Linked DNA regions of Homo sapiens: all the other regions are linked to region 2. A link is a loop called in an ENCODE intact Hi-C map of the cell type or tissue named here. Cell type or tissue: PC-3. All regions are shown on one strand.

What was found. A loop is a pair of places that touch in the nucleus more often than their neighbours do. Peaks named below come from ENCODE experiments on the same cell type or tissue, not always from the same donor. Only the 100,000 strongest peaks of a DNase experiment are listed, where the experiment ranks them.
Region 1: it touches region 2 in a loop (4-fold over the local background); 2 of 110 quality-filtered maps call a loop at or near these places.
Region 3: it touches region 2 in a loop (6-fold over the local background); 10 of 110 quality-filtered maps call a loop at or near these places.
Region 4: it touches region 2 in a loop (3-fold over the local background); 3 of 110 quality-filtered maps call a loop at or near these places.
Region 5: a loop joins it to region 2, with 10 times the contacts of the local background. A loop is called at or near these places in 2 of 110 quality-filtered maps.
Region 6: it touches region 2 in a loop (5-fold over the local background); 4 of 110 quality-filtered maps call a loop at or near these places.
Region 7: a loop joins it to region 2, with 2.6 times the contacts of the local background. A loop is called at or near these places in 4 of 110 quality-filtered maps.

Annotation. Positions count from the first base shown.
Region 1 is chr3:102,172,787-102,176,786 of GRCh38, forward strand. No RefSeq gene overlaps it. Among named protein-coding and RNA genes, the nearest start is that of RDUR, 230 kb to the left of the region's middle. In PC-3, no CTCF peak of the experiment used is centred here; a DNase peak (open chromatin) is centred at 1,715; H3K4me3 peaks cover 291 bases; H3K27ac peaks cover 3,866 bases.
Region 2 is chr3:102,005,620-102,009,619 of GRCh38, forward strand. No RefSeq gene overlaps it. Among named protein-coding and RNA genes, the nearest start is that of RDUR, 67 kb to the left of the region's middle. In PC-3, no CTCF peak of the experiment used is centred here; DNase peaks (open chromatin) are centred at 1,402 and 1,712; H3K4me3 peaks cover 671 bases; H3K27ac peaks cover 2,116 bases.
Region 3 is chr3:102,223,701-102,227,700 of GRCh38, forward strand. No RefSeq gene overlaps it. Among named protein-coding and RNA genes, the nearest start is that of ZPLD1, 210 kb to the right of the region's middle. In PC-3, CTCF peaks have their summits at 706 (motif pointing left), 906 and 1,910 (motif pointing left); DNase peaks (open chromatin) are centred at 691 and 1,901; H3K27ac peaks cover 3,386 bases.
Region 4 is chr3:101,868,278-101,872,277 of GRCh38, forward strand. No RefSeq gene overlaps it. Among named protein-coding and RNA genes, the nearest start is that of NFKBIZ, 21 kb to the left of the region's middle. In PC-3, no CTCF peak of the experiment used is centred here; a DNase peak (open chromatin) is centred at 2,024; H3K27ac peaks cover 2,188 bases.
Region 5 is chr3:101,924,649-101,928,648 of GRCh38, forward strand. No RefSeq gene overlaps it. Among named protein-coding and RNA genes, the nearest start is that of RDUR, 14 kb to the right of the region's middle. In PC-3, no CTCF peak of the experiment used is centred here; a DNase peak (open chromatin) is centred at 2,063; H3K4me3 peaks cover 1,145 bases; H3K27ac peaks cover 4,000 bases.
Region 6 is chr3:101,807,070-101,811,069 of GRCh38, forward strand. It overlaps NXPE3 (neurexophilin and PC-esterase domain family member 3), which reads left to right. Exons shown (of 8, transcript NM_145037.4): 6 at 1-57. Among named protein-coding and RNA genes, the nearest start is that of NXPE3, 30 kb to the left of the region's middle. In PC-3, a CTCF peak has its summit at 2,322 (motif pointing right); DNase peaks (open chromatin) are centred at 2,322 and 2,752; H3K27ac peaks cover 1,387 bases.
Region 7 is chr3:102,134,318-102,138,317 of GRCh38, forward strand. No RefSeq gene overlaps it. Among named protein-coding and RNA genes, the nearest start is that of RDUR, 200 kb to the left of the region's middle. In PC-3, no CTCF peak of the experiment used is centred here; a DNase peak (open chromatin) is centred at 2,054; H3K4me3 peaks cover 667 bases; H3K27ac peaks cover 2,746 bases.

The DNA.
Region 1 (4,000 bases), 170 kb after region 2:
TACAACATAAAGATAATTTTACTTATTGGAAGCTTATGTAACCTAAAATTTAGATTTTGACAACTGTCTTGCAGTTTATAAATATTATAATAAAGAAATCTATACCAGGATGGTTTAAACTCTTTAACTTATAAACAATAACTGTGAGAATTCTTGGTATGCTCTAGATGACATTCCAGTTGTTCTTTTATGTTTGTAGATGTAAGTCAAGGATCCCTAAGTTATTCTAAAGTCATGCCCATTGTTCTTTGAGTCTTGGCTTCTGATAATGTCTTGATTTGCTTGAAGTACAGTTGGTTTGTTTATTAACCTCCTTATTGTTAAGATGATTCAATTAAAAATGTCCCAGTCATTTGACAACTTAATCAAATAACTTCAGACAGAGATAACATTATTATGAAAATAACTCAGGGTAATTAAATGTAGAGGGACTGAGTAGCCCCTTCAGATAAAGTCATCGTGGGAGATCTCTGAATAGAGGACATTTCAGCTGGGATCTAAACGTCAAGCATGAGGTGGTCTCTCAAAGAAAAAATGGAAAGAAAAGCATTCCAGGAGGAAGGAAGCAGAAATATAAAGGCCATCAGGTAGGAATAAGCTTTGTTTGCTTGAGGAATGACAAGGAGGCCAGTGAGATGACTAAGGTGGGAGAAGTCGCCAATGCTATATGAAAAGTGGACACGGCCAGATTACACTCAGCCTTGCAAGCTGCGAGGATTATATTATATTATATTATATTATATTATATTATATTATATTATATTATATTATAATTTTAGAGACGGAGTCTCACTCTGTCGCCCAGGCTGGAGTGCAGCGGCGTGATCTCGGCTCACTGCAACCTCCACCTTCCAGGTTCAAGTGATTCTCCTGCCTCAGTCTCCCAAGTAGCTGGGACTACAGGTGCCTGCCACGATGCCCAGCTAATTTTTGTATCTTTAGTAGAGATGGGATTTCACCATGTTGGCAAGGATGGCCTCGATCTCTTGACCTCGTGATTCGCCCACCTCAGCCTCCCAAAGTGCTAGGATTACAATGTGAGCCACTGCGCCTGGCTGGAGTTCTGATTTTATAAGCATGGAATCACATGTCCAAGATATGGTCGAGTGAAAAAACCATGCTTCAAACAGTCTGAATAGAAAGATCCCCTTAATATAAAATTGTATATTCATTTCCATATGTGTCTGTAGGCACGGAGATACATTGGGGCATATGTTCAGAGAAATGCTAACATTGGAAACATCTGAGGGCTGAACTTCAGGTGACAATTATGTTCCTTTTGTATTTTTCTGTACTGTTTGAATTGTTTACCAAAACAACAAAGCCATATCAAATATGCATACATAAAAAATGAGCCACGGTCCTCTTTGACTAAGATTTAATGTTAAGACAATATTGACATTATTGTGGCTTCCAGACTCACACAAGATAGAAAAAAAATGGATTTATAAAGAAAAGTTTGTTGGATTTTATTAATAAATGTAACAGTAAAATAACCTATGCTTTTTGGGGGAGTTTTCAATGATTATGGAAGATACAAAAAGCACCAAAAAACCTAGAGTGCACAGAACATGAACAATCAAGAAAATTCCCTTATTATGTACCAAAATAGAATTCCCCACATATGATTGGTATTTCCCTCAACTTCTGGAAAGCAAAAAATGAATGGGAGGACATTAAGCTGACAGAAGGCAGAAGGTGGAAAAAGGGTAAATAGTATTCACGTTACACATTAATTCAATTACTCATTCCTTTGACAGAGATTTTAAAATAATCTAAATAAACAAGGGTTGCGTGCAAGAAGTCTATTTGAATTAGATTCTCATGGATGTAAAAACAAAACACGACCACAAAGGGAAGCAGGCAGGGCTGAAAGACAGCACAGAGGCTACTAGCTTCATAACAGAATAGTCAGACTTAGGGTTTCCATATTCTACCAAAAAATAAATGAGAAATCTTCTTTTTGCATCTACTTCTCCCATCAAAACCTTTCCATTGCTTTGTTTTATGTCACCTTGTTTTTACTTGTATATATTCACCTTTTGTTACATCCTCATATTTCTGTGGTATCTATGGAGTCCTGTTTCAGAGGATTCACTTGAACCAGCTTTGATTTGCATGTAACTACCTATTGCCATAGTTCCATGGAAAACCACTAGGAGAGTGTTATTATTCCAAAGCTGGATTACTTCCATAAATAATCTAATGAGAGCTTCATTTTTTTCTGCCTATGAAAGCCAGTTGAGTTCCATTCCATTTATGGAAAAAAGGCTTTTCTATTTCTATTCAATTAAGCAAATGGCTGTCTTTTGGCAAGGAAAGAAGAAAAGCATTAATCATTTCCAGTTCACCATATCAGGATGTTTACTCACAAAAGACAAAGATTCAATTATATCTTTCTTATTATGACCTCCAGGTATTTTTCTCAATGTGACAGTTCTATAACTCTTCAGAAGAGGTTATTTATGGATATATCCTACTTAGAAGAATAGAATGTGGGCAATAGCATAAGAACACTTTGGCATCACTTCAGATAACCTGATGCCTGCATTGGTCCATCATGACTGGAGGCATTCGTTTGTAATAATAAATAAAGTCTGATGGTAGTCCTTGAGGATGCCAGTTGCTTTTTACCCTTTCCCCAGTCACCATCCCTCTAAATGTAGTAGACTGTTGCTAGGATTGGATCTTATCTCTGGCCATATTGAAATCTACCCCCCAACTCTTCAAACTTAGCTCTCTTCTTCTATCATGTAGGATTGCACCTGACCTTTTGCCCACCTGGGTTTCATGGGCTTAGACTTCACTATTAATTCTTGCCCGAGTAGCTGCTGGAGTTGGCTTGGCAACCATTGCCAACTGAGTTCCCTCTTAGGCTCTGTCTCAGCAACAGTGTAAGTAGAACTGAGGCTGGTACCTAGACTATGGTGGGCTGATTCGTAGAGGCTGGTTTGGACTGAATGGAGAAGAGGTAAAACTGTGAGAAAGAGAGTGAAAAACATGAAAATCCATGAGTCAATATGTGAGTATGAAGAAGACAAAAGCCCATGTTTGTGAAGAGCTACACTGCTCACCAGTGACTTTCCACAAATACCTGTCCACCTCAGCATTGAGATGAGATAGAATTTTCTCATCCAATGCTGCAGGTGTTAGCTGAGTATGCCTTTTTCTTAGCCAGCTCTGACTACTAGTTAAAAATACTAAAAGGGGCTGTGTTATTTGAAATTATTGTTTAGCATTTCTATTTGCAGAGCCTATTTTAAGGAGGTTAAATCACTTTTTAATTTAACTAGTTAGGCTCCTATTGGATAGTGATGAGGTACCTTGACTACATTCTGGAACTAGGCATAATCTTCAGTAAACTGATATTAATGTATTTTCTTACTTTTAAATTCTTTTCATAAAAAGTTTCTTTATTTAAACACAAACAATGTAACAAAGCTTTTTTAAAAGAAAATATTTAAAGTAATATATATACTTTTAAATATAAAATTGTATACCTTTGTCATTAATTCATAACTTCTGGTAAACACAGCTTAATTTAACCTTGGCTTTATTCTTAGATTTTGATTGAATGCTTCTTTTATCTTACCCCGGATCATTTCATAAAGTTGTTACATAGACTTCTGGGCTTATGCAAGTTATTTTAAAAGCCATTGTAGTCGCTCAGAACTGGCATCACACATTAACTTCCAAATAAGGGATTTTTTTTGATCTGTCTTCTTTCATAAGTTTCTGTTGAAATCTTTCCTTTATATAACAGAAGAACTGAAAAAGGGAGAAAAACATGAAGGTCATTTTATGCTGATAGCACAAAAACTGGGTTTTTATCTAATCATGTGGAAGTGCTTTTCTCTCTGGTGTTAAATAAATGAGAAATATAAAATTTCCATTGATTTATAATTGAAAGCTGGTAGCTATATATTATTCAAAATTCAAAATATACTACAAGTCGTTGCTTTTTTAAAATATTGTTCTTGAAAATGTATTCTCAAGTTGA
Region 2 (4,000 bases):
ACATCCTTATGAAAAGACTCAGAATGCTCTTTGACCAAATATCTGTGCATCCCATGGCCCAGTCAAGTTGACACATAAAATGATCATAGTGAGCTAGTCACATGGTAATTGCTATGTGACCACATATATGAGTTGGTGCAGTAGTGGTGGATGACAATGACATGCAGATCTAGGCTAGCTGCTCATGTGTCCTTTTTGAACTCTCTGGCTTTGTTCATGCTAAATCCCAGATGTGGCACTTGCACATTTTAATGGCCTGCTTCTGGTTCCATCTGACCTTATGATTTTGTGGATCTGACAGCTCATGATCAGTAGTTCTGGCCACTTGTCCACTTAATGTCCCACGAACAAGCTATTCATCTCTACTAGAGTTCAGTGGAACAGCAGAATCTGTCATTTGTAAGCTGAGTAATTCTCCACTGCAGGGAGCATAATCTTGCTCTCTCATTAGTGTTTGTCATAAACTTTGCACAACATCTTTCCCCACTAATGATGTCTCTAATGCAATAATGACTACTGGTTATATAATTTAAAAAGCAGGGCCACTTGTACCAGAATCTAGTCCTATTTCATAGCTTTTCTCTGCTCGAGGTCCTACTCAAAGCTGGAAGCCTTTCATGTATCCTAGTGAATGGGTAGAACCAATATCTTAGATATGCAATACACTATCTCCAGAACTTGAACAAGTCTATTAAGGGTTGTATTCCTTCTTGGTGGGAGGTGCAAAGTACAAGAATCTGTCCTCTACTTCGGAGGTAACATCATGGCATACTTCAGGCCACTAGCCCCCTAAAAAATTTATTGATGTGACAGGCCCCTGAATATTTGTAGGATTTATCCTCTACCCTCTGTTGCTCTGATGGATGCCTAGGTGATCCGGTAAATGTATATAGTCAATATCCACTGTTATCCATTCTAGGTAAATGTGAAGTGTTTGTGAACTTTTAATTTTGATAGAGTCGGAAAATAATGCATTTATTAGATATATTTTAGTAACATTTATGGAACATTCCTTCATTTTACTACTTGTCAAAAATGTTAATTCTTATATTCATAAGTCTTATTTGTAATTTCTATATTGGTCCACTCATCTTTTTGCTAAATTTAGGGCAGATATATACTTCTTGAATTCCTGTAACATTATTTTATGCTTTGATACCTGGTAAGGCATGTTTCCCCACACCATTTATATATTTCTTTCTAAAAAAGGTTTTTGGTTATTTTTGCAAATTTTTTATTCCACAAACACTTTGAGATTAGTTTGAAAAGTTCCAAAAAAGAAAGCTGTGGTGGAAATTTTGCTGGGATTAGACTAACTTTATAGATGATTTTACTGTTGAACAAATGACTCAAAGAATATGAATATATGAACATAAAAACTTAGAGGAAGTTTGAGTCATAGACACACTGATAATTTCTGATAGAAGTAAATAGACAAAACTCTATCTTTAAATAAATGTTCTAAAACTCAGCAGCCATATTTTTTTCCCTCTGATGGGGACAACCTTCTTCATGAGCTACAAAGGACATTTGCCCACAGTTTCTATTGAGGGGCTTTCTTAGCACTGTTTCTGGGTATTTTTTTCATTTTATAATTGTGTTTAACAGGTCATGTAGAGGATTCAGAAACAAAATATGTAATGGACACAGTAATGAGGCACTTAAATTCTCCCTCAGGAGTGAAGCTCTTACCAAGTTCTGGGAGTACTGCCAGCAAATAACCCTCAGCTTTCAGTCCACACTGCGGGAAATGCCTCAGCTGAAGTCACTTCTCTCAAGAGCAAGCTCCCTGCTCAAGGAAGCTGAAACCCAAACATAATGTTGAATAAAAACAATAAAAGCAGACATTTTTACCCTGTTCCCAATTTTAGGGAGAAAACATTTAATATTTTGCCATTAAGAAAACACAAGCTTTTTGTTTTCTTAATGCCTAATTATGCATTATGCCTAATAAAGGCATAGATGTCTTTATTAGATTGTAGAATGTCCATTCTATTCCTAGTTTGTGGAAAGGTTTTTTCCTTCTTTTCAATCATGAACAGATTTTTGTGTTTGGTTAATATTTTGCTTTTTCTTGATAATATAATTTTTCTCCTTTAATCTATAATTTAGTGCGATACATTGGACATTCTTTTTTTTTTTTGAGACAGAGTCTCACTCTGTCGCCCAGGCTGGAATGCAGTGGTGTGATCACTGCTCACTGCAACCTCCACCTCCCAGGTTCAAGCGATTCTCCTGCCTCAGCCTCCTGAGTAGCTGGGATTACAGGCGCATGCCATCACACCTGGCTAATTTTTGTATTTTTAGTAGAGACAGGGTTTCAAGACCAGGCTGGTCTTGAACCCCTGACCTCGTGATCCGCCTGCCTCAGCCTCCCAAAGTGCTGAGATTACAGCCGTGAGCCACCGTGCCCTGTCTGGACATTCTGATAATGTTAAGCCAAACTTGATTTTTTGGAATAAATCCTTTAATCATGATGCATTTTAAAAAATGTAATGCTTTAATTGATTTACTAATGTTTAAGTTTTTTAAAATCTAGATAAGTTAGCCAGTGTCTTTTTCCTCTTTAAAAAGTCTTTGTTGCTGGGAGGAGCCAAGATGGCTGAATAGGAACAGCTCTGGTCTACAGCTCCCAACGTGAGCGACACAGAAGACGGGTGATTTCTGCATTTCCAACTGAGGTGCCAGGTTCATCTCACTGGGGTGTGCCAGACAGTGGGTGCAGGACAGTGGGTGCAGCGCACTGTGCATGAGCTGAAGCAGGGTGAGGCATCGCCTCACCCAGAAAGCGCAAGGGGTCAGGGAATTCCCTTTCCTAGTCAAAGAAAGGGGTGACAGATGGCACCTGGAAAATCGGGTCACTCCCACCCTAATACTGCGCTTTCCCAATGGGCTTAAAAAACAGCACACCGGGAGATTATATCCCGCACATGGCTCAGAGGGTCCTCCGCCCACGGAGTCTCGCTCATTGCTAGCACAGCAGTCTGAGATCAAACTGCAAGGCAGCAGCGAGGCTGGGGCAGGGGCGCCTGCCATTGCCGAGACTTGATTAGGTAAACAAAGTGGCCTGGAAACTCGAACTGGGTGGAGCCCACCACAGCTCAAGAAGGTCTGCCTGCCTTTGTAGGCTCCACTTCTGGGGGCAGGGCACAGACAAACAAAAAGACAGCAGTAACCTCTGCAGACTTAAGTGTCCCTATCTGACAGCTTTGAAGAGAGTAGTGGTTCTCCCAGAACACAGCTTGAGATCTGAGAACGGGTAGACTGCCTCCTCAAGCAGGTCCCTGACCCCCAAGTAGCCTAACTGGGAGGCACCCCCCAGTAGGGGCGGACTGACACCTCACACGGCCAGGTACTCCTCTGAGACAAAACTTCCAGAGGAACGATCAGGCAGCAGCATTTGTGGTTCACCAATATCTGCTGTTCTGCAGCCACTGCTGCTGATACCCAGGCAAACAGGGTCTGGAGTGGACCTCTAGCAAACTCCAACAGACTTGCAGCTGAGGGTCCTGTCTGTTAGAAGGAAAACTAACAAACAGGAAGGACATCCACACCAAAAACCCTTCTGCACATCACCATTGTCAAAGACCAAAGGTAGATAAAACCACAAAGATGGGGAAAAAATAGAGCAGAAAAGCTGGAAACTCTAAAAATCAGAGTGCCTCTCCTCCTTCAAAGGAACGCAGCTCCTCACCAGCAATGGAACAAAGCTGGATGGAGAATGACTTTGACGAGTTGAGAGAAGACTTCAGACGATCAAACTACTACGAGCTACAGGAGGAAGTTTGAATCAATGGCAAAGAAATTAAAAACTTTAAAAAAAATAGATGAATGGATAACTAGAATAACCAATGCAGAGAAGTCCTTAAGGACCTGATGGAGCTGAAAACCAAGGCATGAGAGCTACGTGACAAATGCAGAAGCCTCAGTAGCTGATGCGATCAACTGGAAGAAAGGGTATCCGTGATGGAAGAGGAAATGAATGAAATGAAGCGAGAAG
Region 3 (4,000 bases), 220 kb after region 2:
ACATGGCTCAAGAAAGCAGTAAGGTGTTGAATGCTGATGAGAGGTTTAATGCGATGAAAATTGAAAACTGCTTAACTAGTCTGAGACTGTGATCCTCCACTTGTATATGTTCTGCTTTAGGGAGAGTCACCTAATGTATTTGGATTTCAGTTTCATCATCTATAAAATAGTTGTGCTTGTGAAAGGCGGTGTTGAGTGCTGTGAAAGGAAGGGGTTTGCTTGGGAAGTGTCAGACATTGCATCGGACAATGCAAGATGGTTAAGTGTGGAGGTGAGGGTGGAGCAGATGATCTACCAACTCTAAAAATGTATGAAATATGAGCCAATGTATAGGATGATAGTATTTAACTTTACAGAGTAGATGAAAGGATTTTCTGTATCACTCGGTAAAGTACCAAGTACTAGGTAAATACAAAGTGTTATTTCTGTTTACTGAGAATATACTTATCAAAGGGAATTGAGGATTTGTGGCAGCTGTTTTAAGATAGACATAGGCTATAGCCATGATGGGTGATCTCATATAGAAGAAGCTGGAGGCAGAATTGTCAGGTCTGTGAACCCAAATATTAGTGCATCAGCACCTTAGAAATTAAGAGGTCCCTGAGGTTTTGAGATTGGCATCTGGTCTTCTTGAGTGACAGCCACTAGGAGATATTGCCTTGTTCTCATACCACAGAACTATCTGGATAATCTGAGGCCACCTGCTGGGTGGTCAGGCCAGAACATCCATCCTTTTGGTACCGCTCTCAGAATTGCTCACTCCTGCCCGCTACCACAAACATTTAATTTTATATAGGGGAGATAGTGGAAGGGGAGGAGGATCCCTGTTCCCCAGGGCCTTGCCACAGAAATAATGCCGAGGCTTCCACTGCTTCCTAGTATGTCATGCAGGGAGAAATCACTGGGTCCTCATGAAGCAACCCTATGCATTTGGGAACCTCATGTACAATGAATGCTCAATAAATACTTGTTTTTTAAAAAAGGGAATAACTAGCAATTCGTACTGTGTGTATTAGTGGGAGGCAAGGCTAACCTTTGCCGTTGGCCTATGGTGTCGGCTCTGTGGGATGATTTTGCAAATGTTCTGTTCCCACATTAGTAGCTTTCCAGATGATTACAATTCTGCTTCTAGAATTCCACCCTTTAATAGGCATTGTTCTCAGACAAAATGCAAGTGAGAGCAAAATCACATCATTAGTTTTTTATATCTTACTGCATTTGAATTATTTGGATGTCTCTTGAGAGCAGAGTTTGAAATGGATGCTGAGAAAGCCGGGGAGCTGAAGGAAGGTGGGAAACTACACAGAAAACGGCAGCTACAAATATCTAATTCTACAGGTTTCACAGTTGTGCCTAACACTGGTCCTGATCAGTAGCTTTGACAAGGCACGTACCTGAGGACAATGTGTGCCCCCTCTCCTTCTTTCTGTTTTTCATTAATTCCTTTATACTTCGCTTTGAATATGTATTGTGAGTCAGATGCCCCGCACATAATCACATGTTCTTAATACAGTTACACCCAGATGCACAAAGAGTTTGCAGGTAACGTTTTCAGTCTCTCTCAGCAGCTTCCAATTTTGTGCGACTGATTGATTAACACAGTAACATGAGCAAACACGAAGTACCAGAGCTTCAGGTGACACATTTAATTAACGACATTCAGGCAAGCAAAGAAAGATAAGCATTCTGGTAGCAGCCAATTACAAATTACAGATTAATGAATGTAATTTCGGGTTTCAGAGATTTTCCTATTTTATTCTAACACTGGGATCAACATTCATCAGCTCAGAAGGGGGAAGGTGCAGGCCTGCTAAGCAAGGTATCAACCTAAGGATAGCTTTTGCTTTTGCTCCAGCTCCATGTCTGATCAGATAGAATTACCAAACTTAATCTGACCTCTAGTGGCACTTTGCATTAACAAGCACATTTGAAATCCACTTAGGAATTTTGCTGTGAGAATTCTGCTATCATCCCATCTTACAGCTGGAAGGAACCTTAGAGATGATCTGCTTGGCAGGCTTCTGCCCACTCCCCTATTTTACAGATGAGGAGACTGAGGCCTGGAGATATTGATGGGTGATGATAAAAATTGAATAGCTAATTGATAGAAAAGTCAATGATGACAGAATCCAAGTTTCTAAAAAAATTTAATTGTAATTTTTGTGGTAGGTGTATACATTTATGGGATACATAAGATGTTTTGATACAGGCATGCAATGAGTAATAATGACATCATGTAAAATGAGTCAAGTATTTTATCCTTTGTATCACAAACAATCTAGTTATACTCTTTTAGTTACTTTAAGATGTACAATTAAATTATTAATGACTATAGTCACTCTGTTATGCTATCAAATACTAGGTATTATTCATTCTTTCTATTTTTTATACTCATTAAATCATCCCCATCTCCCCCATACCTTCCTACACTCCTTCCCAGCCTATGGTAACCATTCTTCTTCTATCTCCAGAATCCAGGTTTTTAGATTTCTACATTGTTATGAGTGTGTTAGCAGAGAAAAGTCAATATGCAAGTCTGTAAGATTCTTGATGAGAATAAGCTTAGGTGTATAAAATTAATGGCTGTCTGAATATAGGTGAAAAGCATCAAAACACTTTTGGTTCAATATCTGTATATTTTAGCCCAAAGTTCCAAAGTTTTATGGCATTATCTGAGTCAAAATAACTGACTTTAATTTAGCTACATTTAAATGGTGAATTTCTTTGATTCTTTTGAGTCAATGGTTTATAACTATCACTCTTAGTAAGTGAGATGATTGTAATGATTTAATCGGACCAACAATTCAGTGAACTAATCTAATATTCAGTTCTAAATCTCAGGAATATTCAAATTGGGACAAGGTATGAATCTTTTTGTACCCAATTCCAGGGTTTTTAATCAAACCACAGGCAGTGTTAAGCAGTTGAAAATAAATCAGACTTCAGGTTTGAGTAAACCTGGGTTAGAATTCTGGATTCTTGTCAGCATTCATTTCTATTGCTGCTGTAACCAATTACCACAAACTGAGTGACTTAAAGCAACACAAACTTATTTTCCTCTATTTCTGGAGATCAGAAGTCCAAAATACATTTTAAGGGGCAATAAGGTGTCAGCAGGGTTTGTTCCTCCTGGTGGCTTCAGGGGAGAATCCATTCCTTGACTCACCTACTTCTAAAGGTTGCTGACATCCCTTGGCTCCTGGCTACATCACCCCAACCTCTGCTTCCATGGTCGTATCGCCTTCTCTTCTGTAGTAAAATTTCCCCTTCATGAGGATAACATGATCACATTTATGGGCCACCTGGATTACTAGGGTAATCTTGCCATCTTTGAATCCTGATTTTAATCACATCTACAAAGTTCCTTTTGCCATGTAAGGTAACATTAACAGGTTCTAGGGATTATGATATGGATATCTTGAGTGGGTTTATTATTCAGCCTTCCCCAATCTCTTACCAGCTGTGTGATCTAGGTGTGATCATCTTAACCAGCCTTATCGAATTGGTTGGGAGGATTAAAATAGAGGATAGATAAAACATACCTAGCAAACTACCTGGTGCATGATAGGTGCTCAGCAATAGCAATGTTCTCTTCTTTTCCCTTGGCTTAATCAGTAGATGAAATCTTTAACAGTAGGTTATGCATATAGTGGAGGTTTATATTCAGCGTAGTCCAAGATCTGGTTTCTAGAAGCAGAATTACCATTTGGTGGATGAAGTAGAAACCAGAAATTCCTGAAATGCAGTATTTCTCAGTCCAGCCTTTCCCAAATGATGAATTCCTCTCTCCACCCTCCTGAATGGTGCATCTTGCATTTTGATTTTGGAAACTTGATTACTTTCTTCATCAGACTGTCTTTTCCTAGTTTGCATAGATAAAAACTTCATTGCTGGTAATCAAATTAATTGTCTTTTAAAATAGTTATGTCCTGTGGCAATCAATTATACAAGTCTACAGATGGCACATAAAGTGTGTGCTGAATGGAATGATAATGGAATA
Region 4 (4,000 bases), 140 kb before region 2:
TTTATTCTTGTTGTAAAGATGGGGGTCTCACTATATTGCCCAGGCCAGACTCCTGGCCTCAACCAATGCTCCCTTTTCAGCCTCCCAAAGTGCTGAGATTACAGGTGTGTGCCACTGCAGCATTTACTTTTTAAATACAACTTTAAAATGTCTGGGTGAGTGGTATTTTTGAGGACACGAAGAAGGTGAGTGGTGCTGGATAGAATCTAGCATTGGAATCGTAGGCAGAATTCTAAGATGGTCCTAGGGCTATCTTTGCCTCAGATGTTACTCCTGTGATTCTGTTAGGTTACATTGCAAAAGTGATTTTGCAAAGGTAAATAAAGTAATTATTAACCAGCTGACCTTAAGATAGGGAAACTACTCATCTAATCACACGGGCCCTTTAAAAGCGGAGTGTTTTCTTTGGCTGGAGGCAGAAGAGGAAATCTTAGAGATTCCAAGCCTGAGAAGGACTCAACCCACAATTACTGGCTTTGAGGATGGAGCAAGGGGGCAATGAGCCAAGGAATACAGGTATTTTGTAAATATCCAAACAGAAAATGGAATCTCAGGCCTACATCCACAGGGAATTGACTTCTGCCAACAACCTGATTAAGCTTAGAAGCAGATTCTTGCTCAGAGCCTCCAGATAAGAGCCCAGCCCTGCTGACACCTTGAGTTTGGCGTTGTGTTACTTCATGCAGAGTCAAGCCAACCCCGCCCAGACTCTGACCTGCTGAACTGTGAGATAACACATGGGTGGTGTTCTGAGCTGCTAAATTTAGGGGTAATTTGTTACACAGCAATAGAAAGTTAATACAATATATAACACAGGGTTTGAGCTTATAGTGCAATTTTATGCATTTCCTGCTATTTTAATTAAGGCTCCAAATCAGCAAGAGAGGTTTTCCAATAAATGGGGGCACTGGTCTTAGGATGTGTGGTCATTACACAGGCTAGCAGTGTCTTTAGTTTATGATATCTCACTTTTGTCCAGCACTTCCCCATTCCAGATGGGAAAATTTCTTTTTTTCTTTTTCTTTTTTTTTTTTTTTTTGAGACGGCGTCTCGCCCTGTCACTCAGGCTGGAGTGCAGTGACATGATCGCGGCTCACTGCAACCTCCACATCCTGGGTTCAAGCAATTCTTCTGCCTCAGCCTCCCTAGTAGCCGGAACCACACGTGCATGCCACCATGCCCGGCTAATTTTTGTAGTTTTTAGTAGAGATGGTGTTTCATCAAGTTGGCCAGGCTGATCTTGAACTCCTGACCTCGTGATCCACCTGCCTTGGCCTCCCAAAGTGCTGGGATTACAGGCATGAGCCACCGTGCCCGGCCTGGAAAATTTCAAGGAAAGGAAAGTGTAGCTTCCCTATTGCCAGTGTTTTCAAAAGAATCTATAAAAGGGTCCTGGAGCAGGAGAAGGTGATTAGGACAGCATATCTGACCAGTAGTAGCATCAGCTTACTGTGTTGCCAGACTCTAGCCATTTACCTCTACTGTGAGAGGGGGGCATATTTTGTAGGGCAGCGGTCTCCAACCTTTTTGGCCCAGGGACCAGTTTCATGGAAGACAGTTTTTCCATGGATGGGCTGTGGGTGGGTGGATGATTTCAGGATGAAACTGTTCCACCTCAGATCATCAGGCATTAGATTCACATAAGGAGGACACAACCTAGATTCCTTGCATGCACAGTTCACAATAGGGTTCACGGTTCTGTGAGAATCTAATGCCAGAGGCTGATCTGACAGGAGGCAGAGGTCAGGCGGTAATGCTGGCTCGCCCATCGCTGGTACCGGTTCATGGCGCTGGAGTTGGGGAACCCTGCTGTAGGGAAAGAACCCCTTAGCTCTGCAGCAGCCACGATTTCAGATGGTACAACTTGTTTAAAATAAATAGACACACTCACTTCAGAGACTGGTCAAGAAATAGTTGCCGAGAGCTCTTGGAACCAAGATGAGAACTTACATTACAGTTTCTTCTGCAGCCTAGGATCACAGATGACGGGCAGGGGCTTTATTAGTTTAACCGGCATCTATTTCTCCAGTCGTGCACACAGAAATGAATGAATGATTAGACATTCATTTGGGGTGCCTTTGTGTGATTCATAAATAACTTGTTCCTTATAAAATTTATTGCTGAATGACTCATTAAAGAATTATGATGAAGATAATAAGGCTCCTAATTTAAAGGGTTATGCAAGTGTTCTTTTAAAAATCAACTTTGCGAGGTGTAATTAATGCATAAATTTTAAGTGTACAGTTTAACAAATGTATACACCTATGTAACCACCACCCAGTCAAGATACAGAACATTTTTGACATCCCAGAAATTTCCTTCATGCCCCTTTGCAGTCAATCTCTCCTTCCACACAGCTATTGATCTGATTTCTATTATATTATTGTAGATTAGTTTTTGCCTCTTCAAAAACGTCGTATAAATAGAATCATACAGTCTGTACTATTTTCTTATTTTCTGGGTTTCTTTCACTCAGCATGATTTTTTTTTTTTTTTTTTTTTTTGAGACGGAGTCTCGCTCTGTCGCCCAGGCTGGAGTTCAGTGGCGCGATCTCGGCTCACAGCAAGCTCCGCGTCCCGGGTTCACGCCATTTTTCTGCCTCAGCCTCCCGAGTAGCTGGGACTGCAGGCGCCGGCCACCATGCCTGCCTAATTTTTTTTTTTTTTTGTATTTTTAGTAGAGACGGGTTTCACCCTGTTAGCTAGGATGGTCTCTATCTCCTGACCTCGTGATCCACCTGCCTTGGCCTCCCAAAGTGCTGGGATTACAGGCATGAGCTACCGCGCCCGGCCTCTGCATGATATTTTTGAGATTAATCCACATTGGTGCATTGATCACTAAAGTATATTTCTATTGCTGAGTAGAATTCCATTGCACTAATAACACAATTTGTTAACCATTCACATATTAGTGGGCATTTCGATTGTTTCCAGTTTGGGACTATTATTGAATAAAGTTGATATGAACAGTATTTGTGTGGACATATGTTCTCATTTAATTTTAAATTCTTAGGAGTGAAGTACCTGGTTCATATAAGTGTATGTTTAGCCTTAAAAGAAATGGCCAAACTCTGTTTTAAAGTGGTTGTGTCATTTTTCTCTTCTAATAGCAATGCGGGAGAGATTTCTCAATCTTCCCTCAAACTTGGTATTGCCAGTCTTTTTAATAGTAGCCCTTCTAATGCATGTGTAGTATTATCTTATAGATTTAATTTCCGGGGTGACTAATGACGTTGAGCATCTCTTCTTGTGCTTACTTACCATTCATATATCTTGTTAGTGAAGCATCTGTTCAAGCTTTTGTCTGTTAAAATAATTAGCCCCTTATTGAGTTGTAACAGTTTTTTAAAATATATATTCTAGATATAAATGTATTTCAGATATATGTATTATAAGAATTTCTCCCAGTCAGTGGCTTGCCTTTTTATCACTTCTTAAAAAATTATTTTGCCCCATTTTCATTTTCTTCTTCTGGGTCTCTAATTATACTTATTTATACCATTGTCTATTGTCCTGAAGGTCTCTGAGGATCTGTTTATTTTTCTTGAATCTATTTTCTCTCCATCCATTAGCCTGAATATTTTCTATTGGCCTGTTTTCCTGTGTTCAACTTCACTGCCTTTCTTCTACCATCTCTGATCTACTGTGATTTCTTTTTGTCATTGAACTTTTCAGTTTCAGTATTTCTATACAGCTCTTTTTTATAGATTTCATTTCTGTGCTGAGATTTTCTATCTTTTCACTCATTAAACCAGTACTTTGATTCTTTGAACATATATCATTTAATTCTTTGAGCCACATTTATAGGTGCTGCTTTTGAAGTCCTTCCTTATGTCTCAGGCCTGTAATCCCAGCACTTTGGGAGGCTGAGGCAGGCAGATCACCTGAGGTCAGGAGTTCAAGACCAGCCTGAGCAACATAGAGAAACCCTGTCTCTACTAAAAATACAAAATTAGCCTGGCGTGGTGGCAAATGCCTGTAATCCCAGCTACTCGGGAAG
Region 5 (4,000 bases), 81 kb before region 2:
CCCTTCCCCCAGGTGCTCTGTCCCAGGGAGATGGGAGTTTTATCTATAAGTCCCTGACTGGGGCTGCTGCCTTTCTTTCAGAGATGCCCTGCCCAGAGAGGAGGAATCTAGAGAGGCAGACTGGATACAGCAGCTTTGCTGAGCTGTGGTGGGCTCCGCCCAGTTTGAACTTCCTGGAGTCTTCATGTACACTGTGAAGGGAAAACTACCTACTGAAGCCTCAGTAATGGTGGACACCACTCCCCACACCAAGCTCAAGTGTCCCAAGTTGACTTCAGACTGCTGTGCTGGCAGTAACAATTTCAAGCCAGTGGATCTTAGCTTGCTGGTCTCCATTGGGGTGGGATCCCTGAGCTAGACCGCCTGGCTTCCTGACTTCAGACCCCTTTCCAGGGGAGCGAATGGTTCTGTCTCGCTGGCATTCCAAGCACCACCGGGGTATGAAAAAAACTGCAGCTAGCTTGGTGTCTGCCCAAACAGCTGCCCAGTTTTGTGCTTGAAACCCAGGGCCCTGGTGGTGTAGGCACCTGAGGGAATCTCCTGGTCTGCGGGTTGTGAAGACTATGGGAAAAGCATAGTATCTGGGCCAGAAGGTACTGTTCCTCATGGTGCAGTCCCTCATGGCTTCCCTTGGCTAGGGGAGGGAGTTCCCTGACCCCTTGTGCTTCCTGGGTGAGGTGATGCCCCACCCTGCTTCAGCTCACTCTCTGTGGGCTGCACCCACTCTTTAACCAGTCCCAATGAGATGAGCTGTGTACCTCAGTTGGAAATGCAGAAATCATCTGCCTTCTGTGTTGATCTTGCTGGGAGCTACAGACCAGAGCTGTTCCTATTCAGCCATCTTGCCAGCCAAATATTTTCTTAAGAAGATGAAGTTAACAGACTATCTGACACTGTGTTTCACAATGTTTATGGGAGTTTTAGATATGTGACAGAGTTTGGAATTGAATTGATGATAAGTAAATATACTACTCATCTTATGAGCAAATAAGAAAAAACAAGCAAACAGCAGTTCCTTCTCACCTGGGTCCTTCTTTCTCCCATTCCCAGTCAATAAAAGCTTGTGCAGGAAATGGAATTAATTGTAGTTGACTACATGTCTCAGCTGTGAATGACATTTACATAGTCATGATAATGTAAACAGTGAATGTTGATCTAGCTGAAATTTCAATGCAACTCTATTAAGTGAATGAGGGGGGTGGTGGTAGTAACGGAAAGAATGTGTTTACTGTGGGGTGAGGGGAGGGTTAAAGAAAGCTAAAGCTTTACCTTCCCTCCTAGAAAATCAGTAGACAATCACTAAAACCGAGACATCAAGAAATACAATATGCTCATATTATTTAGAGATATAGTGATAAATTCCAAAGAATCCTCTGAAGGAGTGGAAAATTGTTTCCTCTAGATCGGGGGCTACTGTTTTTCATATTTAAAAAAATGACATGTCGGGCCGGGCTTGGTGGCTCACGCTTGTAATCCCAGCACTTTGGAAGGCGGAGGCGGGCGGATCACGAGGTCAGGAGATTGAGAACATCCTGGCTAGCACGGTGAAACCCCGTCTCTACTAAAAATACAAAAAATTAGCCAGGCGTGGTTGCCGGCACCTGTAGTCCCAGCTACTCGGGAGGCTGAGGCAGGAGAATAGCGTGAACCCGGGAAGGCGGAGCTTGCAGTGAGCGGAGATAATGCCACTGCACTCCAGCCTGGGTGACAGAGCGAGACTCCGTCTCAAAAAAAAAAAAAAAAAAAAAAAAGATATGTCTTTTCAAATTATGTGAAAGTATACATCTGATAAAAATAAAAAGAAATGTTTTATTTTAATTCTATCACTGATGACTATTCAGCTTTCTTAAGGCTTAATTTAGCTATCTATAAAATGAGCATTTTAATCAATGATTAAAAGATGTCTTGTTCTGACCAACTGTTCTGGTCTCTAGTCCCACACAGTCATTTGCAGGTATCCGGAGGAACCTATTTGAAAGTAACTGTCTATTGTTTCTCCTTTATTTACAAGGGTTCTGGGGAGGAGTGAAAATGACAAAAGAGAGGTGGCAGGAAGGAGGAGGATGTTTGAGTATTCCCACAAACGGTTGATTAGTCAGTGAATTAAAGAGAGTTCTTGTTCCTGGATAATTTGGAATGAACACATTTCCTGTTCACTCAGAGATACAGCAGCGAGTTTATTCTGGGTGGCTTCCACAGTGACCATTGTGGAGAAGAAATCTTGTAATATAATTGAAGAACAATAGCCATATAATTAACACAGATGTTCAGGTATGAGTCATTGAAAAATTATCATCCTTACTGTGAAATAAGATTGGTCAAGGCGAGGCTGGTCCTTCAAAGAAGGAAAACCCAACATGGTGCAATGTGTGCTGCAGGTAAGGCCGTGGTGTGATTTTGAACGCAAAGTTGCCTCTGGCTCAAGTTCTCTTGGGCTCGAGTCCCAGGCTCTTGCTTGTAACTCCTCTATTGCTTGTCACTGTTATGTAGAGCAGTGTTTCTCAAGTTTGAGTGAATCTTCAAATAACCTGGTGGGCTTGTTGAAACACATATTCCTGAGTTGGATGTCCAGAAATTCGGATTTAGTAGGTCTGTGGTGGGGCCCAGAATATTCATTTTTAACAAGTTGCTATGTGATGTTGCTGCTGCTGCTGCTACTAGGTGTTGAATCACACTTTGTGTAGCACCAAGTGCAGACTTCTGAGAGGGTCAATGGACATCAAATAAGTTTAATGAGAGTGAATGAATGTGTCAGGTGTTTCTAGAGAATAGTGTTTTTTTTTTTTAATTATGAAATATGGCTGGGCGTGGTGGCTCACGCCTGTAATCCCAGCACTTTGGGAGGCCGCGGTGAGTGGATCACAAGGTCAGGAGTTCAAGACCAGCCTGGCCAACATGGTGAAACCCCGTCTCTACTAAAAATACAAAAATTAGTTTGGCATGGTGGTGGTTGCCTGTAACCCCAGCTACTCAGGAGGCTGAGACAGAGAATTGCTTGAACCCGGGAGGCAGAGGTTGCAGTGAGCCGAGATCGTGCCACTGCACTCCAGCCTGGGCGACAGAGTGAGATTCCGTCTCAAAAAAACAAAATTATGAAATATATCCTATAAATGGAAGGGTGCACAAAATATATTTGAACAAATATATGTTTGTTCAGCTTAAAAGATAATGGTTTACAAAACTCAATGTACCCACTCAGTGGGAACAATGACCTACCCAGTGGGTCAAGAAATTAGAACATTTCAGTACATTAGAGAATAGTTGGGGTGACTTGTTTAGCTTATACTATGTTTAATTTTTAGCATCTATGTTCATGATTGAAACTGGCCTATTATTTTCCTTCTTTGTACTGCTTTTGTCAGTTTTTAAAATAAAGGTTATACAAAGCTCGGAAACAGAATTGAGTATTTTTTCTGTTTTCTATAGATTGGAATAATTTCTGTTAAATTGTAATTATATTTAAAAAATCGAGTATATGCCTTCAATAACCAAATATGCACTATTTGAGTGGAAAATGTCATAGAAGCCAATACAAGTGGTTAGACTGCAGACCCAGTATCTTTAATGGTTAGAAAACTATTAACATGTTTTACTCGAAGGGATTTGTGTTAAGTGATATTTTTCAAGACATTTTAATGTATTATCTAAGTTTTCAAATGTTTTTTCTTTTTGAATTCCTGATTTTATTTATACTTTTCTTTTTTTAAATCCATTTTACCATAGATTGGTAAAAGTTGTATTAGTTTTTTAATTAAATAATTTTCAGCTTTGTTATGTGTCTCTATTATATAATGTTAATGTGTTTGTTTATTTAGTTTTTTTGAGACAGAGTCTTGCTCTGTTGCCCAGGCTGGAATGCAGTGGCATGATCTCGGCTTACTGCAGCCTCTGCCTCCTGGGTTCAAGTGATTTTCGTGCCTCAGCCTCCCAAGTAGCTGGGACTACAGGTGTGCACCACCACACCTGGCTAATTTTTTGTATTTTTAGTAGAGACGGGGTT
Region 6 (4,000 bases), 200 kb before region 2:
TGCCAGTCAACTCCAGTGGACCTGATTGGGTAACTGTGATTCCCAGGAGAATAAAAGGTAAAAAAAAGAATAAGCTTGATGATTTGTTGTTTTTCTTACTAACTGGGTTGAGGCTCTGTCGTTTCATTTATGTTGCAAAAACTTATATGCCATAGTTACTTCTGGGCACAATTGAAAATATTAAAAGTACTGTTTGATTAAAAAAATCAGATCTTATGTGCATAATTCTGAGTTTTGCTATTTATTGTTATTTTATTTTTATTTTTTTGAGACAGGGTCTTGCTCTGTTACCTAGGCTGGAGTGCAGTGGCGCAATCTTTACTCACTGCAGCCTTGATCTCCTAGGCTCAATTGATCCTCCCATCTCAGCCTCCCGAGTAGCTGGGACTACAGGCACACACCACCACACCTGGCTGATTTTTGCATTTTTTTTTTGCAGAGACAAATTTTTGCCATGTTGCCCAGGATGGTCTTGAATTCTTGAGCTCAAGCAATCCTCCCACCTTGGCCTCCCAAAGTGCTGGGATTACAGACATGTGCACGGCCGAGTTTTGCTATTTAAGCTCATGTAAAAGTTTTCTTCTCTTGCCAGCCCTCTTCTGTTTGGCTCCTCAAGAGTCTTTTGAACAACCTTGTCCAATATGATAGCAACTAGTCACTTGTAGTGATTCAAATTTAAATCAATTAAGATTAAATAAAATTCAAAATCTAGTTATTTAATCACACATGCCCAATAACTATATGTAGACAGCATTTTATGTAGAATTTATCCATCATCTCAAAAAGTTGTGTTGGACATTGCTGCTCTAGAGATATGGGTAAAATTATCATGGAAATGTTTAAATCATCACAAAAAGTTGTGTTGGACATTGCTGCTCTAGAGATATGGGTAAAATTATCATGGAAATGTTTAAAATAACATTGGGTTGGAGAATAGCAGCTCTTCTCAAAGTGTGGTCTGTGGATCAGTGGCATCAGCATTACCAGGCAACCTGATAGAATTGCAAATTCTCAGGTCCTATCTCAGATGACTGAAACAGAAACCCTGGCTGGTGGGGCTGAGCAAGAAAGTTTTAACAAACTTTTCGGGTGACTCTGATTTATTGGTGTAGAATATTAATAGTAAAAGAACAAAATTCAGAGCAGTAAATGTAAATTTTGCAGAATAGATATAATTAGCTATCGTGATTTTTAGAAAGAAGGGATGAATGTTACTAGTGAGGCTTATGCAGATGGCGGGCAAGGTCCTTCTAGCTTTTAAAAGTATATTAACTAATAGTACTGCACTCTGCAGATGTTGGCAAACCCTTTTGCTGCAGGGGCTTGATATTTAATACCTGTGGATCAAGCAGAGTGGATATTAGCCACAAGCCTTGTATGAGTGGTGGGGAAGGAACTGAAGAGCAAGGACCATCTCAAGGGGCAGCCTCTTTTCAGTTTCTGCTGCTTTGTTACCATGTAGAAACAAACCCTGTATGCCCAGCTCCGTAGATTTGTTTTTCCAAGAGAAACCAGAAACTTTGATTTTTTAACTGTGATATCTCCATATTTTAGAACATTGACATCCAATTCAAGACTTTGAAAATATTGTATGGGCTAAATAAAATCTGTTTGGCCCATATGCAGCCAGGGCACTGCCAGTTTATATCTCTTGTCTCTAGTATCATATGCCACAAGAATTCCCAGTCTTTTCCTGATGAAGAGCTGTTTTTGATTTACTTGAACCAAATGAATTACTAATTTTAGAGGATATATATATATATATATATATATATATATATATATATGAGACATTTATCTTTTATCTGTTTGGGCCTCAACCCTGAGGTCAAGATGTCAGTAGACAAGGTGTCCTTCAGTAGTACTGCGCTCTAAACACTCTCCATGTCCGACATCTTCAGGAGGCCCTGTCTCCCACTACTGGATCTGTCCTTCTTCTCACAGACTCGACTGGCTTGCCCTTATTGTGATGTCCCTAGGTGTCCCAGGGATGGTCAGTGGGAGGAACTTTGGAAAGTTTACCTGTACCTGACAAGTCTTGAGGATTAGCCAGGAAGTGGCTGTGGGTTTATGATGTACTCTTCTGGTTAGAGGGAAGATAGATTTGGTAATTAGTGAGCCTTTTGATATATTTTTAGAGGAAGAAAGTAACTATGAATTAGTAGGAGCAGAATATCCTGGTTTTGAATAGGAAAACCATCTTGTTGTAACAGGTATATAACTGGAAAGAAAAGAGAAGGGCAATTGATTTATGGACTATGGAAGGAACCCAGCTTGGCAGAACTTCATTGAATTTCACTCTGTGGACCAGCAGGGGGCATTCAAAGACCCTAAATCAAGGGCTCATAATTTTTTTTCCTTCTTTTGCTTCATTCTATGCAAACATTCTGTTTCTGCTTAAACTTTCACCAACTAATTTTAGCATTCATCAAGGTTCATCAGATCTTGCCTGTGGCAATGATTTCTGTGGAATTCTAATTGTGACTTTTAATGTCTCTCATTCTTTCAACATTTATTAGTTGGAATTCTTTTGCAAAGAAGAGTTGTCCCTTCTTCATTTTAAGTATTTATATCAGTGTAGACTCATGAAAATTTCATTCCTTGGAATGAAGGAAAAAAAATTATAATCCAATCCAATTCAATCATTATTTTATTTGCTTTTATTTTTGCTCAAATTGTTCCAGTTTTGGCAGTTGGGGAACACTTTCAGTTTGGCTTCTTTGTGCCCTTTTGTCATCCTGTGTGCTGTCATCCTTTTGTTTGTTTTGAGCACTTCCTTAGTTTCTGGCACCACAAGATATTTGAGGCTTGTCTTGTATTTTCTTTGCCTTAGCCTTAGAAGGGGTTTACAGTATTTCTACTTTTATTTCACTTATGAATCCTATATTTTGAAGTTTTTTCCCTGTGAAATTGTATTTATGTATTAGCTAATTAATATTCTTACAAGGTAAAACTATTGTTAAGATTCATATTTAGATTGCCTGAGATTGGCAGTGCTACTGCTACTTGTGGGCATAATTCCAGTCAAAAGCAAGGAAAAACAGTTTTTAGTTCTAGCTGACTACCTTTTTAAGAGCAAGCATCTGGTTTATGTCAGGTTTTCCCAGTGCCAGAATTACTGCTGAGTTTTCATTAGTACCTGTAATGTAGTCCCCAGATTATCACAGCTGAGTGGCTCAGGGACCTTGACAGATTCTGACCTCATCAACAACTTGAGGTTATATTTTTTGGGGGAACTTACTGAGAGTTTAGAATAAGACTTGATCTAATAGCAACAGTATAGATAAGAACAATGAAGTTTTACATTTGTGTGTATCTTTGTAGCTATGGCAGGTTGAATACTAAGATGACTTCCAGTGATCTATGCTCTTACATAATCTCCTTCCCCTTGAGTTGTGGCAGCGACATGTAAATATGATGGTATATAATTCCTATGATTTGATTATGTTATATGACAAAGTTGACTTTAAGAGAGTGGCATTATCCTAGGTAGACCTGACCTTAGATCAGATAAGCCCTTAACAGGGGCCATGTTCTTCCTGAAGAAATTCAAAGTGTAAGAAGGATTCCATGTGAGGGAGATTCTTTGTTGTTGGTTTTAAAGATGAAGGGGGCCACATGGCTAGGAATATAGGCAACTTCTAGTAGCTGGAGAGCATCTCCTGGCTGATAACCATCAAGGAAATGGGAAACTCAGTCTTACAACCACAAGTAACTGAATTCTGGCAGCAACTTGAATGAACTTTTTTTGTTGTTTTTTTTTGTTTGTTTGTTTTTGAGACAGAGTCTTGCTCTGTTGCCCAGGCTGGAGTGCAGTGGTGCGATCCTGGCTCACTGCAAACCTCTGCCTCCTGTGTTCAAGCGATTCTCGTGCCTCAGCCTCCCAAGTACCTGGGATTACAGCCACACCTGGCTAATTTTTCTGTTTTTAGTAGAGACGGGGTTTTCACTGTGTTGGCCAGGCTGGTCTCGAACTCCTGAGCTCAAGCGATCTACCCAC
Region 7 (4,000 bases), 130 kb after region 2:
AGTACACCCAGCCACATGGATTCTGAAGGCCCCTGCAGGGTGGTTTTCATAACTCCTCACTTCCCTGGGGCTAGCACAGCCATACATTCATCTCTTGGTATTGTTTGGCAAGGAATTTGGCAAGTTGTTAAGGAGGAAATGACAACTCCTATAATAATAATAATAATAATAATAGGTATATGTCAAAAGCACTTGCCATGTGCCAGACACTCTAGTAGAGACCTTCTGTACATCATTTCATTTTATAATCAGATAATGAGTTAGGTATTTTCCACATTTTACATATGACTAAACTTAGACTAAGTAACGTATTCAGGGTCACCTAATTTCCAACTTCCTCAGTGGGTGTGGCTCTAAAGCTCGTACAATTTCCGCTATGTTCACTGCTACTCATAGGAACCTGGGAAATGGAGATGAGTAGAAAGACAACCCTGCAAGCTCAGAAATTAATATTGACGTTCCATAGAAGTGCTCCTAAATGGTAATCCGAATTCTGGGCTGCTGCTGGAAAATAGCCTTTTGTCTCGAAAACCCAGTTAGAGCCTTCCACCAATTACATAGGCTTTACGAGATAGGGAGGATGGAGGATAGTAGGATGCTGGACTGAAAAGCACTTTGTGGTGGTCTACCTTGGGACCTCTGGTCAGCAGCTACTGGTTGTTCCTTCTTTTTCCTTCTCCTCCCTCATTTTCCCCATTAGAATGTAAGCTTCTTGAAGGAAAAGGGCTTGTTTATTGCTGTATAACTAGAAAGGATAGTGCCAGGCACATTCAACAATATTTGTTGAAAGAATGAAAAACTGAATGAAAAAGTATTTGGCAGCTCTCTGAAAACCAGCTACTTCTGACACCTAGAAACCCAGGTAATCTATTGTGTATCTGATGTTTATTGATTGCCCTGATCTTACCACTGCCATGTAACAGGAAAATCCTGCCTTCTACTAGGGAGTTGCTGAGACCCCCTAAACAGGCAAAGAACCAAAGACACCATCAGTTTCCTTGCTTCTTAGATTTACAGGGATTACAGGTATTGAGCTCGAGGGCTTGGTCCCCTGTGTGTGTCTAATCTTCAAGACTCGAGCGCCTCCTGATTTCTCAGTGAAAGAGGAAGCACCCCGATGACATCCATCACATCTTTTCCAGGAGCCCTTTTTGTATGATAAGCATTTTGTTCTTGCAGTAAATCTCAAGTTTGTTTCCTCGCTGTGTCTGGCCAATCTCTAGACAAACCTTACTTCTAGCCTTACTTTTCCTGATTGAAACTTCCCCATTCTAAAAACCAAAACCCCAAAACCAAAATCAAACCCATCAACAACAAAATATTGGTGCAGTCATAGTTCTGCACCATTATTAGAAGCATAGAAGCAAAAGTCCTATGGTAGAAGTTTCCTTGACATCTGGTTTTTATTCATTAGGCAGGAGTCCTGACCTGACTTTTGTAAGATTTCTTGTAGATAAACTATTTTTATGGCACTGAGAGAAAACAAATACATATCCTCCATAACTTAAATAAAATAAAAATGTAAACTTCAAATATTCACAGGAAGGAGACGCCCAGTGCATTCTCTAGATCTTGTGTACTTACCTTTCTATAGAATCTTGTAAATACGGAGTCCGGTTTTTGATGTGCCAGGTTTTCTTTCACTATTAAATTGCTTTAGGAGAATTTTGTAAATGGACATAAACAACAGGTATACATACACCTGTTGGTGTAAATGAACAGCGCCTTCTGGAAGGAGGGCTCCTAATGAGTTAGTCCTTGAGCCCTGGGCTGGGATACCCTCTTCCCTGAGGCCAGTCTCCCAGCCAGGGTTGTAAACCAGACCCCAGCACCAAAACCACTGGCTTTGTAAGCAGAGTAGTAAGTTTCCTAATTCCTTCCCAAGAAAAATGTGATGGTCCTCTGGGAGTGGTTTGAAAAGCATTTCTCAGAGTAATTTAGTGGGTGGGAGCTTAGAAGGGAGAGCAATTACTTTGTTGATTGAATGAGGATGTTTGAGGCAACATATACCTGTAACAGTGTAAAGACACGTCAAGGATGTTGATTTTTCTAGGTTGTCAGTGAGTTTGTCTTCATGCTTGAATGAAGTGCGCTGACATGCAGAGAACAGAGTTATATGACTAATTTCAGTTTATTGGTAATGTGAAGGTAGCAATAGGAATGCTTTTATGACATTGCATGATTTCAAGTTGTATTCAATTATCTTTACATATTTAACATTTCTCTCATTAACATGCTCATTCTGTCTGGCTTCTCTCTTTTTCTTTCTTTAGTTTTGCTGTTCATATCAGCACAAAAAATGTATTAATTTTTTTCTACAATAGAAGTAAATTGTTTTACTTTCTCTCTGCACATACTGTGTGACCATAATGTACTTCAAAGAGGGAAACAGAAAAAGGAAATTAATCATAACATCTGTTTGTTTCTAAGGTGCTTATAAATAATGGAATTTCTGTGAATAAAATAAGCTTTAGCTTAAAAATCTAAAAAAATCAATGCTCTTGGAAGATACACCCTGCATACTCTGTGGCTTTGGGTATCTACTGGTCTACCATCACATATTCCCAGAGGTACAAATATCTCACGCTTAAAAATAACTAGAAAGTGTATTTGTTGAATGAATAAATGATAGGAACTTAAGAGGTGGGAGAAAATGTAGAGGTTAGACATACAATTTCTCTATAATTCAGGTATTCCTTCTGTAGTATTCTTGACAGCCATTCTCTCAGCCTTTATTTACAGTGATGGGCAGATTGCTACCTCACAAAGGAGTTCAATGTCTTTTTTGTTATTTATTTATTTATTTTTAACTAGTAGACTATTATTTTTAGAGAAGTTTTGGGTCACAGCAAATCTGAGTGGAAAATACAGAGATCTCCCATGTACTCTTCCCCTAACACACACATAGCTACCCCCAATATCATCATCCCACACCAGAGTGGTACATATGGTACAGTCAATGAACCAACATCAACATATCATTATCAACCAAAGGCCATAATTTCCTTTAGGCTTCACTCTTTGTGCTGTATATCTTAAGAGTTTTGACAAATGTATATATATAGTGACATGAATCTACCTTTATGGTATTATACAGAACAGTTTCACTGCCCTCAAAATCCTCTATGCTACACCTATTCATTCCTCCCTCTCCCGAAACTCCTGGCAACCACCGATCCTTTTACTGTCTCTATTGTTTTGTCTTTTCCAGAAATCCATACATATAGTTGGGATTATGCAGTACATAACCTTTTCAGATTGAGTTCTTTCAGTTAAAAATATGGATTTAAGTTTTCTCCATGGCTTTTTATGACTTGATAAATATATATATATATATTTTTAGATGGAGTTTTGCTCTGTCGCCCCGGCTGGAGTGCAGTGGCATGATCTCAGCTCACTGTAACCTTCGCCTCACAGGTTCAAGCAATTCTCCTGCCTCAGCCTCCTGGGTAGCTGAGATTACAGGCATGTACCACCACACCCAGCTAATTTTTGTATTTTTAGTAGAGACAGGGTTTTCACCAGGTTGGCCAGGCTGGTCTCAAATTCCTGACTTCAAATGATCTGCCCCCATCAGCCTCCCAAAGAGCTGGGATTACAGGTGTGAGCCACCGCATGCGACCGATAAATATTTCTTTATGGCATGAAATAATATTCCATTGTTTGGATGTACCACAATTTATTTACGCATTTGTCTACTGAAGGGCATTTTGGTTGCTTTCAAGTTTTAGCAATTATGAATAAAGCTGCTATAAACATTCATATGCAGGTTTTTATGAATTCAATTTATTTTTTCCTTGTTTTGTTTTCTCTTACACCAAGTGGAAATCTGATCTCCTGTAAGTTCTCTGCATTGCTGACCTGATCTTCTGTTCCATGTGATAACTCTTTTCCATGTGATAACTATTCAAGTACCTATTGAAGACAAGGTATCAAGGAATTCCTATGGTTTCTCTATTTTAGGCTAAAAATCACCAATTCTGCCAATTTTCCTCATGTT